Linked DNA regions of Homo sapiens: region 1 is linked to region 2. The links are chromatin loops, found by intact Hi-C in ENCODE. Cell type or tissue: psoas muscle. All regions are shown on one strand.

Region 1 (8,000 bases), 60 kb after region 2:
TTCACCATATTGGCCAGGCTGGTCTCGACCTCAAGTGATCTGCCTGCCTTGGCTTTCCAAAGTGCTGGGATTACAAGCATGAGTCACCAGACCCAGCCAAAAAACTAAACATTTCTATTGGCATTAATAACACAAAACATAAAATGGATAAGTTTACATTTGACATGAATATGTGGTATACTTATTTATTTATTTATTTTGAGACAGAGTCTCACTCTCACTGTTGCCTAGGCTGCAATGCAGTGGCATGATCTTGGCTCACTGCAACCTCCGCCTCCCGGGTTCAAGTGATTCTCCTGCCTCATCCTCCGAAGTAGCTGGGATTACAGGCACGTGTCACCACACTGGGCTAATTTTTTTGTATTTTTAGTAGAGATAGTGTTTCACCATGTTAGCCAGGCTGGTCTCAAACTCCTGGCCTCAAGTGATCCTCCTGTCTCAGCCTCCCAAAGTGCTGGGATTACAGGCATCAGCCATGGCACCCAGCCTGTGATGTACATATTTAAAGAAAACTGTATAACCTGACTTGGGAACATAATAGTCTAAGGACATATTCATATTATAAATAATTTTCCTCAAATGTATATGTAAGTTTAACACAGTCTTAACATTTGGGATTTGACAAAATGATTCTAATTACCAGTAAGAATAAACAAACATGTGAAAGGAACTAGTAACATTTCAAAATAGAAAAGTCTGAGCAAAGCGTGCCTTACCACATATATAGCTACAGTAATTAAAACTATGGGTCCTGGTGCAGGGATGGACAAACCACAGAAATAAAATAGCACATGGACAGTCCAATATATACAGGAAATTAGCGTGTGATATGGTTTGAATTTTCCCCTCCACAATTCAGGTGTTGCCAATGTGGCAGTATTAAAAGGTGGGGCCGGCCAGGCACGGTGGCTCACGCCTGTAATCCCAGCACTTTTGGAAGGCCGAGGCGGGCGGATCACCTGAGGTTGGGAGTTTGAGACCAGCCTGACCAACATGGAGAAACCCCATCTCTACTAAAAATACAAAATTAGCCAGGCATGGTGGCACATGCCTGTAATCCCAGCTGCTCAGGAGGCTGAGGCAGGAGAATTGCTTGAACCCGGGGAGCGGAAGTTGTGGTGAGCTGAAATCGCGCCATTGCACTCCAGCCTGGGCAATAAGAGTGAAACTCCATCTCAAAAAATAAAAATAAAAATAAAATTTAAAAAAGTGGGGCCTTTGAGAGGTGATTGGGCCATCATGAGGCTCCTTCCTTGTGAATAGGATTAAGTACCCTTATAAAGCGGCTTGATGAGGGAGTCAGACCTGTTTTTTGCCCTCCCACCTTCTGCCATGTGGGGACACAGCATTCCTCCCCTCTGGAGCATGCAGTTTTCAAGGAATCATCTTGGAAGCAGAGACTGGACCCTCAGTAGACAACAAACCTGCCAGCACCTTGATCTTGAACTTCCCAGCCATCAGGACTGTGGGAAAATAAATTTCTATCCTTTATAAATTACCCAATATCAGGTATTTTGTTATAGCAGCACAAATAGACTAGGACAGCAAGTGAGTTAAAGCGGAGGAGAATGGCAAAAAAAGAGAAAAAAAAGGCAAAAGAGACATGAATCTAAAAATGGAAAAGCAAACTGGAAAAATACTTTATATATGTGTACTGCAGATGGGATTAATAACTTTATATATAAGCAGTTATCTAAGAAAAACATAAAAATTCCAAGAACAGTGGACAAATTATATGAATAGGAAAATCCACAAAATAAACAAAAATAAAAAATAAATAGATAACATGCATGGGAAATATGTTCAATTCAGTTGTCATTAAAAACTGTTGATTAAAATAAGAACTTATTTTTGGCTGATGGGTGAAAATATAGTAAAATTGGTAATACTCAGGGCTGATGAGAGAGTACAGAAAACATATGCAAAGCTATCCTATCAACATTGTTTATAATACCAAAAGATTGGAAACATCCTAAAGCTGTTAAGTAGACAATTCATTAAACACTATACTGTAGCCAAACGAGATAGTAGAGAATGATTAAAAATGATAACAAATAATGTTGATATAAAGAGCTGTTTTTTGGCCGGGCGCGGTGGCTCACGCCTGTAATCCCAGCACTTTGGGAGGCCGAGGCGGGTGGATCATGAGGTCAGGAGATCGAGACCATCCTGGCTAACAAGGTGAAACCCCGTCTCTACTAAAAATACAAAAAAAATTAGCCGGGCGCGGTGGCGGGCGCCTGTAGTCCCAGCTACTCGGGAGGCTGAGGCAGGAGAATGGCGTGAACCTGGGAAGCGGAGCTTGCAGTGAGCCGAGATTGTGCCACTGCAGTCCGCAGTCCCGCCTGGGCGACAGAGCGAGACTCCGTCTCAAAAAAAAAAAAAAATAAAAAAAAAAAAAAAATAAAGAGCTGTTTTTTATGTGTACTTTGATTACTTTCTGAAATAGTATGTGTATTTTTTTTAGAATAGATATCGCAGATATATATAAACAAAAATTTGAAGTTTCCCCTACTTACCTGCCCTTCCCTTCCATCTCATTCCCTGTTGTTAAAAATCTGAGCCTGGGCAACATGGCAAAACCCTGTCTCTACAAAAAAAATACAAACATTAGCCGGGCATGGTAGCATGCATCTGTAGCCCCACCTACTCAGGAGGCTGAGGTGGGCAGGTCACTTGAGCCTGGGAGGTCTAGGCCGCAGTGAGCGGTGTTTACACCACTGCACACCAGCCTGGAAGGCAGACCAAGACGCTGTCTCAAAAAAAAAAAAAAAAACTGGTTTGTATCCTGTCAGATAATTTTTTTTGAGATGGAGTTTCACTCGTTGCCCAGGCTGGAGTGCCATGGCGCGATCTTGGATTACTACAACCTCCGCCTCCCAGGTTCAAGCGATTCTCCTGCCTCAGCCTCCCGAGTAGCTGGGATTACAGGCATGTTCCACCACGCCTGGCTAATTTTGTATTTTTAGTAGATGGGGTTTCTCCATGTTGGTCAGGCTGGTCTCAAACTCCTGACCTTAGGGAATCCACCCACCTCAGTCTCCCAAAGTGCTGGGATTACAGGTGTGAGCCACCACGCCCGGCCCCTGTCAGATAATTTTCTGTACAAATAAAATCATATATCCATGTGTCTACATAGGGATTTTTATTTGTGTCTACATATAAACATACAGGATTTTGTTGTTGCTGTTGTTGAGACAGAGTCTCACTCTGTCGCCCAGGCTGGAGTGCAGTGGCGCGATCTCGGCTCACTGCAACCTCTGTCTCCCAGGTTCATGCAATTCTCTGCCTCAGCCTCCCAAGTAGCTGGGATTACAGGCACCCACAACCACATCTGGCTAATTTTTGTATTTTTAGTTAGCCTCCCAACGTGCTGGGATTACAGGCGTGAGCCACCACACCCTGCAGACTTTTTTTGTCTGCAGGTGCGCACACGCACACACACACACACACACGCCCCTCCCTCTACCCCCACTTATGTGTGTTTTTTTGTTTGTTTGTTTTTTGAGTCAGAGTCTCACTCTGTCACCCAGGCTGGAGTGCAGTGGTGCGATCTTGGCTCACTGCAGCCTCTGTCTCCCGGGTTCACGCAATTCTCTGCCTCAGCCTCCCAAGTAGCTGGGATTACAGGCACCCACAAGGACGCCCGGCTAATTTTTGTTTTTCAGTTAGCCTCCCAAAGTGCTGGGATTACAGGCGTGAGCCACCATGCCCGGCCAACATACAGGAATTTTAAATGAAATATGGGTCATACTATATATATATAATTAAATAACTTGCTTTTTCATCTACAATATATCAAGAATATCTATGATATATTAAATTAAAAAAATAAGTGAGGCCGAAGTGGGTGGATCACGAGGTCGGGAGATCAAGACCATCCTGGCTAACACAGTGAAACCCTGTCTCTACTAAAAATACAAAAAATTAGCCAGGCGTGGTGGCGGGCACCTGTAGTCCCAGCTACTCGGGAGGCTGAGGCAGGAGAATGGCATGAACCCGGGAGGCGGAGCTTGCAGTGAGCTGAGATCATGCCACTGCACTCCAGCCTGGGTGACAGAGCAAGACTCTGACTCAAAAAACAAACAAACAAAAAAACACACTTAAGTGGGGGTAGAGGGAGGGGCGTGTATGTGTGTGTGCATGCGTGTGTGCACCTGCAGACAAAAAAAGTCTGGGCAAATAGATTCCTTAGTGGAGAGAATACTGATTTTTTTTGCGGGGGGGTGGTCAGGGTCTCACTCTATTGCCCAGGCTGGAGTGCAGTGACATGATTGTGGCTTACTGCAGCCTCAACCTCCCAGGCTCAGGTGATTCTCCTACTTCAGCCTCCCTAGTAGCTGGGACTACAGGTACATAATACCACGCCTTGCTAATTTTTGTATTTTTTGTAGAGATGGGGTTTCACCATGTTGCCCAGGCTGGTCTTGAACTCCTGAGCTCAAATGATCTTCCTGCCTCGGCCTCCCAAAGTGCTGGGATTACAGGCATGAACCACCACACCTGGCCAACTTTTATGTTTTTGATATATATTAATATATTCCTGTTGTTTAACTTTTGAAAATAATGAATATATATTACTTTTTAATACTACTTTTACAACCATAATCAAATCTGTTTTCATTACAAAGGGAAAAAATAACCACAACTCTACTGGAAAACCTGTAAGCCAGAATTTGGTTGAGATCTCACTGATAAATGGTTATTACCCTTATGACCTCCTGCCATCTCATAGTCTGCAAGTTAATTTTAATATTCTATATTGTTGTAAATGAAAATGTGAACTACATAAACTATACATATTTAAAGTGAATTGTGACTACATTTAGGATGTCTAGATGAGATGGAGCTTGCATTTTTCTGGTTTATTGACTTGGATAGTTATTTCTAATAAATCCAGCAATAACAGGACAAATGAAAGCTACCACAACAGGAAGGAATTAAAAACCGCAATCATTTTGTTGCCATTTTTGTTATTGCCATAGGTGGTAAGATTGATTTCCTTTTTGAATCCAAGGAACTGAGCTATAAATGACCCTTCCAAGGTGAACACGGGGAGAAAGCCTTCTATGCACAGTCAGCATTCTCTACCATCCATTTTGTTAGTCTGCAGGGCTGCAAGAAAAAGGGCCTTCATGGTGTGTAGATTGAGTTGTGGCTAAACTGGAGCATTTACTTGGGCACCTCTACAGCCCCTTCAGTGTCCTTTTTCCTCTGAGGATGAATACTCTTCTACTCCCACACTCATTTTCTTTATAATATCTGCTTTCAGAAAAAGTCTGAAATGTACTTATAATGTGCCACCACCTAAATAGGGAACAAACCTAGGGAAGTGTTGGGGCTGGAATGATCAAGTCTGGCACAGTCTCTAGACCTTGACTAAATAACTGAAGATGAGAGCTCCAAGACAACCTGCCCCTATATCTATATAGAGTGATGAATTTGTAGCTATAATAAAATATTTTACCCATAAAGTTCTGGCCCTATGGATGTGGGTGTTTTTATGCCTTTGTGGGTGTCTTTCTCTTCTATGTTTGGACTTGCTTTTTATGCCCCTATTTCTTTTTCTCTCTTCATTTCTTTTCTTTTCTCTTTACTTTTTCCTCTTAATTGGCCATAATATATTGTGAAAGCTGATTTCTTATTGACCTTATCAAGTAATTATATTTTCTATGTACTCTGTGTTAAGAATGAAACTCGGCTGGCACTTATTTGGAGGCTAGGGGTCAACTATGTTTTATATTCCATTATCACTAATTGACATTGCATTATTCATTTATTGGTTTATTTCTCCTATTGTGTAAACACCCTGAGAGCTGGGCCTTGGTCTCATTCTCTGCTGTATCCCAATGGGGTCCACTCTGCAGCCACAGGAGAGGTCCTTCATTTACCCTGTCCCAATCCCAATCCTTTCCTTTTCCCCTGAAAGTAACTACATCTTGAGTTTTATGTTCATTGCTTTCTTGCTTTCTTTATAGTTCTGTCGCCCATGATGCACCTCTAAACTCTGAAGCTTAATTTTCCTTCTAACTATATACATCTTTTAAGTCTCTTTTACCTACCCCTTCAATCCCCTTTGCCCCACCTTTTTCAACTTACTTCTGAAAGAAACTGGGTTGTTTTATCTGACTTGTAGAGTTTCCCACATCTGTATTTTGCTGATTGCATTCCCATGTAATTTACACTTGTCTGTTTTCTGTATTTTCTATAAATTGGTAGTGAGATTATGGCCTTGATCAGATTCAGGTACAATTTTCAGGCTAGACTCCTTTGTAGGTGACTTGTAGAAAATATGTAATAACTGATTGTCTCTCTCTGTGTGATGTTGGCAACCACTGATCCATTAATTCATCAGAAATTGAAAACTTCTCTACTTCTACTTGCTTACTTTGTATAGAAAAGACAGAATAAATGCTTAATGAAAGTGCATCTTTAGGTGTACAATATATAAAACAAATATATACAAATAAGAGAACTTACTAACCACAGACCTACAGTGAAAGATCTACTAAAAAGACATACTTCAGTTAGAAGAACAGTAAACCCAGGAAGAAAAAATTAGATGTAAGCAAACATGAAAAGCATAGAAATTGATAAGTTGGTAAGTACAATTAACTATCAATATAAAAAATAATTTGAGGGTTAAAAATAATATGGGGGCCAGGTGCAGTGGCTCACGCCTGTAATCGCAGCACTTAGGGAGGCCAAGGCGGGCAGATCATCTGAGGCCAGGAGTTCGAGACTAGTCTGGCAGACATGGCAAAACCCCGTCTCTACTAAAAATATATAAATTAGCTGGGCGTGATGGCATATGCCTGTAATTCCAGATACTCAGGAGGCTGAGGCAGGAGAATTGCTTGAACCGGGAGGTGGAGGTTGCAGTGAGCTGAGATTGCGCCATTGCACTCCAGCCTGGGCGACAAGAGTGAAACTCCACCTCAAAAAAATAAATTAAAAATAAAAACAATAATGTGGAAGTACTTACTAGGTAATTAAAGCTTGTTTAGGTTTGTGTCTTGTTCAGGAGAAGGAAAAAACACTGTGTATGTAATTGGAGACTTTATAGGAAAAATGTAGAGATATTCATGTTAAAAAAAATAGAAATGCTATGCATAGCCTTAAAACCAACAAAGAAGGAAAGAAGAATATAGAAAATTTCATCAGTCCCAAAGAAGCAACAGGAATAAAAAGAGAAAAAGAAAAAAAGAAAAAGGGTAGTAAAGCAAAGACCTAAATTAGATGGTAAAAATAAATTTAAATATACCAGGATGACTGACTATATAAGTTTATTAGATAGAATTCATTTACTAATAGATAAAAATCATCTCATTTGATTAACAAGCAAGCAAACAATAGTGTAAATAGTTCAAGGAGCCCACTTAAAACCATCCAGAAATTTCAAGATAAAAGTAAAGAAAAATATAACAATCAAATACTAATAAAAAAAAGAGTACGCAGAAATGCTAATAACATAATGGAATTAACAGCAAATGAATAGAATTATTATTATTATTATTTTTTTTTGAGACAGAGTCTCGCTCTGTCACCCAGGCTGGAGTGCAGTGGCACGATCTCGGCTCACTGCAACGTCTGCCTCCCAGGCTAAAGCGATTCTCATGCCTCAGCCTCCAAAGTAGTTGGGATTACAGGCACCCGCCATCACACCTGGCTAATTTTTGTATTTTTAGTAGAGATGGGTTTTTGCCATGTTGGCCAGGCTGGTCTCAAACTCATGACCTCAAGTGATCCCCCCAATTCAGCCTCCCAAAGCGCTGGGATTACAGGCATGAGTCACGAATAAAATTTAAGATGAAAAGCTTCATTTGGGGTAAAAATGAAAACTTTTTAATGATAGAATAATTTAAGTCAGGCGTGGTGACTCGTACCTGTAATCCTAGCACTTTGGAAGCCTGAGGTGATCGGATTACTAGAGTTCAGGAGTTGGAGACCAGCCTGGGCAACATGACAAAACCCCATCTCTACAAAAAGTACAAAAATTA
Region 2 (8,000 bases):
CAAGCAATCCGCCCACCTCGGCTTCCCAAAGTGCTGGGATTACAGGTCCGCTAGGCCAGAAGTGGGTATTTTTATCAAAATTCTCAAGTACTCCTTTTCTTGATCTCTTCTGAAAACAAGTACAGCATAATTTGGAGGCACATGTAAAAAGTTTACTACATCAAAGCCAGGCGCGGTGGCTCATGCCTGTAATCCCAGCTCTTTGGGAGGCCGAGGCGGGTGGATCATGAGGTCAGGAGATCGAGACCATCCTGGCTAACATGGTGAAACCCCGTCTCTACTAAAAAATACAAAACAGTAGCCAGGCGTGGCGGCGGGTGCGTGTAGTCCCAGCTACTCGGGAGGCTGAGGCAGGAGAATGGCATGAACCCGGGAGGCGGCTGAGATTGCGCCACTGCACTCCAGCCTGGGTGACAGAGCAAGACTCCATCTCAAAAAAAAAAAAAGTTTATTACATCAAGATGCATGCAATACACTATCTTAAGTCATAGGAGACTTCTTTGTGTGTAATGCAATACACAGGTTAAAAAAAAACAGTGGATTCGGTTTCCTTTAAATGTAGTGCTAATTATTGGTAGAAACTTTTTGAGTTGGTATGTTTTCTTTAGGACAAGTCTTTTCCTCTGGTAGGCAAGAACCACCAGGAGAAAACTACAAGCCATGTGAGGAATAGAGTTAATAAAGAGCAGTGTTCATGGCTCATTTATCTGTATTTACTTAAAACTTTCCTTAAATAATTCTGGGTTAGGAAAAAAGCCCCACAAAATAAAATGAAATATAACAGTTAAATGAGAACTCAATTTTATTTACATCTATTTATTTCCATTCAGTGTATCACATCTTCAGGATAGGTGATAACAGTGTGAAGGGTGTGCTCATTTTCTTCAGCTGTGAGTAGAGGAGTCTTCCCGAGAGTAGCAGTTGTTGATCCAAATGATTGAAGCCTTCAGGTAAGGGAATAACTGCTGCAGGAATTCTTTCTTGAAGAATTTAAGCTGTTTGGTAGGAATTCTGTAACTACATACCTTTGAAACACTATTCACATTCAAATAAACGCTTGTTTTCTAGCCAGGCACAGGCTCAATTAGTTTTTCAAACTCTAGCCAAGGCAGTATTTCATTTGGGAAATCATGCAACAGAACTGCTCAATTCTTAACTTCTCCTGCTGTTAACATTTACACTTAGACTGCCAGCAACAGTTAACTTAAATTTTGGTCTCAAGGGAACAAAAAAAAATTGCATTCAGAATTTAATATAGTATTTTAAAACTAATTTTAGCCTGTAAGTCATTATGAGCAATAGTAACTTTTGTACCTCCTCATCTTGTCTGATAATATATTCTATATGCTGTCAATCTGATTATATAGTCTATATGCTAGAAGTTGCTGATTTTCATTCTGCCACCAAGAAAACTGTACTTTTATTTATGGGAAAAGGATTTAAATACTCCTAGATACTTAAAATTTTTTTAATCTAAAAGTTGATTTTCTCCCAAGAACAATTTTGTTTGCTTTCTACAAAGTTTTAAGTTTAATAAAATGCCGGTAATCACCACTGTTTTCCTCCCCAAAATAAATGCTCTGATCCATATTATATTAGAGTGATACTGTCACTTAGTATTGATATCTTTAATATTTTTTACATCATGAGACATTGTTATGATCTTACCTGATTGTTATCTCAAGGTGAGCTAATCATCTTTATTTGCCTTAAAAAATACTGTACTGGCTGGATATTTAATCTTGTTAGTTTAGTTATACACTTGTTTTAGTCGAGTTTAATTCAAAAGGACTCTTAACAGTATGGTGTAAAACTCAGATTTTCTAGTCCAGACAAATTGCTCTCTATAACGATTTGGCAGATCAATGGAGACATCCGTTTTAACTTTACTGTTCTGTACTTACTATGTAGTCATGTGCAGCTTATCAACACAAAGAATACGGATGAGGGCATTTAAATGGACTACAAGTGACTCTGACTTGTAAACTAGGGAAGCCTCTTGTGTTTGACCTTAAAGGCCAGAGAAAAACTGAAGATAGATTGACTTAACTATTGCCAAGCAGATTATGGGTTACTTTATACTTCCTTTCATTCTCCCAGAATTGCTCTTAGAGCTAGGTGTCGTCATTAGCATGTTGTTGCTAATGATACAAACAAGAACATACATGTAATCAGAGGTGGACAAATCTTCAGAAGTTCCTTAAACTGGTTTAAAAAAGAAGATTGGGAAAGAAGACTAAATCAACATGTTTCTCCGCTTTGAAGATAAAACCAGAAATGGTTTCCATTGTAGCATCTTGACAATAGACAAATATGTAAAGTTTATAGCAGATAAGACAGTATTACTAGTTTTTCAGGGAATTGAGAGTTACAGGTTACTCTGTGTGTGTGTGTGTGTGTGTGTGTGTGTGTGTGTGTGTGTAAATTTCCCGATTTATCACTAGAGTGAGTAACTAACTAACTAACTGCTTTATAAAGCTATCCTGGTATTCATATGCCATATACTACGGAAACAACCAGGCCAATCTCCATTCGATTTCATTTCTCACTTTGTTCACTTGCATATTAATCACGTATTTCCTAAAGTATTATTTAGTAGACCACACCAGCACAATGGTTCCTCCAGCTTTTGGCAGGTGGTCTTACTGTACAGAAGTTATAAATGACACATACAACCTTCCCCTGCTCCCTCCCCATGAGCATGATGCATGTTGTAGTCAGACAGTAACATTTCCATATGTACATGTGCACAAATACATTAAAAACATTTCAGAATTATATAAAATTGTACATTACAGGAAGTAGAACCATAAAGATTATCCTAAATGTAACTACAGAGAAAATGCGTGCAGGGAGAGCCCAGTAAAGTACACAGCCTGTGGGGTATATAATTTTATTTTAAGTTTATATTTCCTGCAGGATAGCAACATACATCTTTTCCTACCCAGAGGCAAAATACATTTTCCAAAAACGTGGACACTGCCCACTGCATTAAGTTTAAAGTGCTCCCTATATATATAGACAGTAAAAGTAAGCAAAGAAACTTACAACACATTCCAATCTTTAATATCTCAAAAATGTTTCCAAGGCAACATTATTAAAATAATTATACCACAGTCCCTAATATAACATCAAGCTCCAGTAGGAAGGTACAGAGAGGGCAGGAAGTTTCCATCCAGTCTGGTTTAGGTGCTCTTCTTTTCTTCACCCAGTAAATTCACGGTAGCTTTCTTCGCTGTTTGTTTGTTAGGAGGGAAAGAAAAATATATCAAAGCTCTTTCTTTGGAATGCAAGCTTGCAAGCTTTGTGCCTAATGTAGCTACTAGATAACAAAACTTGGATGACTCATGTTCAGGTGCGATCATGTTGGGGTTTGTGGTCTGGGCTAAGAGGGTTTCCAGGAAATGGAGAAGGTACCTCTTAGAGCACAAATCCTAAATACTTGAGCAAAATACTTGAAGGTCATCTAGCCTAGCCCCTTGTTGTGACAGTGTCACCGAAACTGTCTGCCCTCTATTCTCCTTTAAGCATTGAAAGAAGCAGAGATTCCTTAAGAGTAGTGTTCAAATTCTATTTGTATCTGTGTGCTTGCCTGTAAGATTTCACTTATCAATATATTATCAATCTGATGACAACTAGGTCATCATATTTATCCCATGGCGACAAATCAGAGAAGTCCTCATTCCCAGCACTAGAAATACAGTCATCCCTTGATATATGTGTTTGGGGGGGGGGGCTGGGGGGGCGGTGGGGGAGAGGAGATTAGTTCCAGGAACCCTACAGATACCAAAATCTGTGAGTGCTCAAGCCCTTAAATAGAATGGCATACATAGTATTTCCATATAACCTATGTGCTTTCATATACTTTATTTATTTACTTATTTATTTTTTGAGACGGAGTCTCGCTCTGTCACCCAGCCTGGAGTGCAGTGGCGCGATCTCGGCTCACTACAGGCTCTGCCTCCCGGGTTCATGCCATTCTCCTGCCTCAGCCTCCCGAGTAGCTGGGACTACATGCACTCACCACCACGCCCAGCTAATTTTTTTTTGTATTTTTAGTAGAGATGGGGTTTCACTGTGTTAGCCAGGATGGTCTCAATTTCCTGACCTCGTGATCTGCCCGCCTTGGCCTCCCAAAGTGCTGGGATTACAGACGTAAGCCACCATGCCCGGCCTCTTCCATATACTTTAAATTCGGCCAGGCATAATGACTCATGCCTGTAATCGCAGCACTTTGGGAGGCTGAGGTGGGAAGATCGCTTGAAGCCAGGAATTTGAGACCAGCCTGGCCAATATGAATGGTGAGACCCCCACCCCCCACCTCTATTTTAAAAAAATTTTAAAAGCCCATCTCTAGTTAAAGTACCTAATGCAACATGAATGCTATATAAATTGTTGTTATACTAAATTGTTTTTAAAATCTGTATTTATACTCTTATTGTGCCACCATTCTCTCCTATGATGAGAAGAGTTTGCTCTAAGTCTTTGAGTTGGTGACAAGACACTACATTCATCAAGAAAACATTCTGTCCAGGTGTGGTGGCTCATGTCTATAATCCCAGAGCTTTGAGAGGCTGAGGTAGGAGTATTCCTTGAAGCCAGGAGTTTGAGATCACCCTGGCCAAAACACAGTGAGAGCCCATCTCTATAGAAAAAAAAGAAAAATATATTTTCTTACTTCTGCAGGAGACCAAGCCTTCCACTTTCTAATTACCAAGTGGCAGGGAATGTGCTATGAGAACCAGTACAGTGTGTAAGATGGAGGGGAAAGGGGTTGTCTAGAAGCCTCCAGGGCCCACTGTGAGATTTTACAATCTGCAGCTGTTCTTGATGGAGCCAGAGCCTTAGTGATGAGAGCCAAGGAGTCCCTTCTTGTCCACCAGCTGCCTGATAGTTGCTCTCCCTTTGCTCAGTTAAAATTACTGAACCAAGTTCACAGCAAAGGAGAAAATGTAGTCCTTCCCTTAACTAACCCTTTGTAGAAATTCCTAGTTAATCCAAAAGCTTTGAGAAAAGTCTAAAATGTGGCAGCATGTAAATTCCTCCTAACTTATTTTAATTCTCTTGCCCCTATTTAGGAATGTGTCATAACAAAGTAAGATTGGATTTTAAGTATTGATATCTAAGAGAACCAAGAGGCTAAGAAATGTGGGTGAAGTAGACAGAAATGACATCACCACAGGTTGCTGATTAGGCTAAGGGAAGGGAGAAGAAAAGAAAGCTCTTAAAAATAAGCTGGTAATCCTGGCTGGGCATGGTGGCTCATGCCTGTAATCCCAGCATTTTGAGAGGCCGAGGTGGGTGGATCACTTGAGGCCAGGAGTTTGAAACCAGCCTGGCCAACATGGCATAACGGTGTCTCTACTAAAAATACAAGTATCAGCTGGGCGTGGTGGCCCACACCTGTAATCACAGCTACTTGGGAGGCTGAGGCAGCAGAATCCCTTGAACCTGGAAGGTGGAGGCTGCAGTGAGCTGAGATCATGCTACTGCACTCCAGCCTGGGCAACAGAGTGAGACTCTGTTTCAAAAAAAAAAAAAAAAAAAAAAAGCTGGCAATCCTAAAGTGGGAGGAGGTTAAGGCTACAAGTTAAAAAATACCTAAAACATATTCAAGTAGACTGGATTTGTATGCCCAAAAATAGGAGTCCAGAGAAGAGAGGTCTGTGAGGGAGAAATGGGGAACATACCACTTCTGGGGCATCAGTGCTGCTGGAGAACTGTCTTGGGATTTTACTTCCCCATGGTCAGGCAACCTCACAACTCCCATGTCTAACTACCACAGAGCTCTAAAACACAAAAACCTTTCTCCAATTTCTAAAATCTGAGTCCCTCTGGAACTCAAGACCCATCACTGGCAAAATCTATATCCTCATCCATTCCTCCGAATGTTTCCTTTACCTTCTTGCTCTTAGAGAAAGCTGGCTGTGCCCTGAGGACACTGCTTTCTCAAGTGGTGGCTGTTTCTTTCCTCTCATGACCCTAGTACAAATGGATCTGGTAGGTGTTGTTTTTGTTCTTCATTGCCACTTTCAGAATCTCATGTCATCAGATTCTATCACTGAGTAGCCTTCCCTTTCCCTGTCATCCCTGACTCTTGGGCTACTTTGCCTTAGTTCTTGAAGATTTTAGCTCCTAACTTAATGTTCCTTTCTAACACTACTCCTATTATTTATTTATTTAGAGACAGGGTCTCACTCTGTCACCCAGGCTGGAATGCAGTGATGCCATCTCAGCTCACTGCAGCCTCAACCTCCAGGCTCAGGTGATCCTCCCATCTCAGCCTCCTGAGTAGCTGGGACTACTGGTACGCATCACCACATCTGGCTAATTTTTGTGTTTTTTTTTTTTTGTAGAGACTGGGTTTCACCATGTTACTCAGGCTGGTCTCAAACACCTGAGCTCAAGCAATCCACCCACCTTGACCTCTGGAAGTGCTGTGATTACAGGTGTGAGCACTGCACCTGACCTACTACTCCTATTTTAATTATTGATGATTTTAATATCCATGTAGACATATGTGATGATCTTCTAATATCCTGACCTCTTAGTTCCTCCCCTCCAATAACCCTTATATTCCACCCTACATATGGCACTGACTCCCAGGATCCCTGTTAGTACCAATACTGCAGTCCCTCCATAATCTTGTATCAAGCATCCCACTCAGCCACCATCACCTTTTATCTTTGTAGTGCACTCCCCACCCTGCTTTTTTGCTCATTGTAGATGATGATGGAGTATTCCCGCTATTATCCTGATTCAGAGTTCTTCCACCACCACTTCCCACCTTACTCAGGTTAAATTCCATTGTCAAGCATTAACCACTCCACAGTCCCACCCTCACTTCATAGTTCTTGCTGGAAATCACAACCTTGACACAACTCTCCACCTACTCTGTAGCTATACCCATGTAGCTGAGTATGGCTGGAGAAAAACATAAACAAGAACTGGTTTCACTATAAATTCATGAACGCAAATCTCAAGCATGCCTTTAACACTGCCTGACAGTCCATTTACTCTCCAACTGTCCTAGAGGGGCCAGCACACTGCAGCCAAACTCGCTTATGTAGTGTCCATGGCTGTTTTCACACTACAATGGCAGAGAAGAGTAGCTGCAACAGAGACATGATAGCCCACGAAATTTAAAACATTTGTTATCTGGCCCTTTACAGAAAAAGATGAGCAGTCCCTCTCCTTCGCAACTATTTCATACCTTCTCTTTCCATTGTCTCCTTCCCCATCCTCTCTCAATTGGCCTTCCTACTTTACTGAGAAATATGAAACAATTAGAAAGTCACTTCTGTAGGCTCCCATAGTCACATGTGCTCACAGCATACCATAAAACCTGATTTCCCTGCTGTTACCATAAACTTCCAGCTCTTCGACCAATCCCTCTACTGTATACTGGATCCTTCACTGGTCAAGGACAGAGCTCCAACAATTCACCCTCTCACTCCTATCATCATTTTTTGCTCTGTTGAATTATTCCCATTAATTTTCAAACAGGCTTTGTTTCTCCTACCTTAAGAAAAAAACTTTTAAAATTTCAGGACCATAATTCCTTCTTCCAGTTATAGCCCCATTCTTCTGCTCTCCTTTGCAGGAAATTTCTCAAAAGAAAGATCTATATTCTCTCATCCCTTTTCTCTCATTCTCTCAAATCCATTGCAATCAGGAGTTTGATATCACTCCACAAAATCTGTGTTATCAAAATCACTAGTACCTTCCTCATTGCTAAATCTGCTCAGTTCTCAGTCCTTATCTTACTTGACCTGTTGACAGCATGTAACATGACAGATCACTTCTCCTCTCTGAAAGAAAAACTTTCTGTTCTTGGCCCCAGGGATACCACACGCTCATGGTTTTCTTGCTACCTCAATTGGCCACTCCTTATCAGTCTGCTTTGCTAGTTGCTTCTCATCTCTCCAGTCTCTAAACCTTAGACTCCCCAGCGTTCAGTCTTTGGACCTCCTGTTTCCTAACTACACTACCTTCGTGAT

What was found. A loop is a pair of places that touch in the nucleus more often than their neighbours do. Peaks named below come from ENCODE experiments on the same cell type or tissue, not always from the same donor. Only the 100,000 strongest peaks of a DNase experiment are listed, where the experiment ranks them.
Region 1: a loop joins it to region 2, with 8 times the contacts of the local background. A loop is called at or near these places in 54 of 110 quality-filtered maps.

What each region holds. Positions count from the first base shown.
Region 1 is chr5:112,935,797-112,943,796 of GRCh38, forward strand. No RefSeq gene overlaps it. Among named protein-coding and RNA genes, the nearest start is that of REEP5, 18 kb to the left of the region's middle. In psoas muscle, no CTCF peak of the experiment used is centred here; no DNase peak of the experiment used is centred here.
Region 2 is chr5:112,875,601-112,883,600 of GRCh38, forward strand. It overlaps REEP5 (receptor accessory protein 5), which reads right to left. Exons shown (of 5, transcript NM_005669.5): 5 at 785-3,235. The coding sequence ends at 3,186. It also overlaps a transcript of SRP19 not described here. Among named protein-coding and RNA genes, the nearest start is that of SRP19, 18 kb to the left of the region's middle. In psoas muscle, no CTCF peak of the experiment used is centred here; no DNase peak of the experiment used is centred here; H3K27ac peaks cover 923 bases.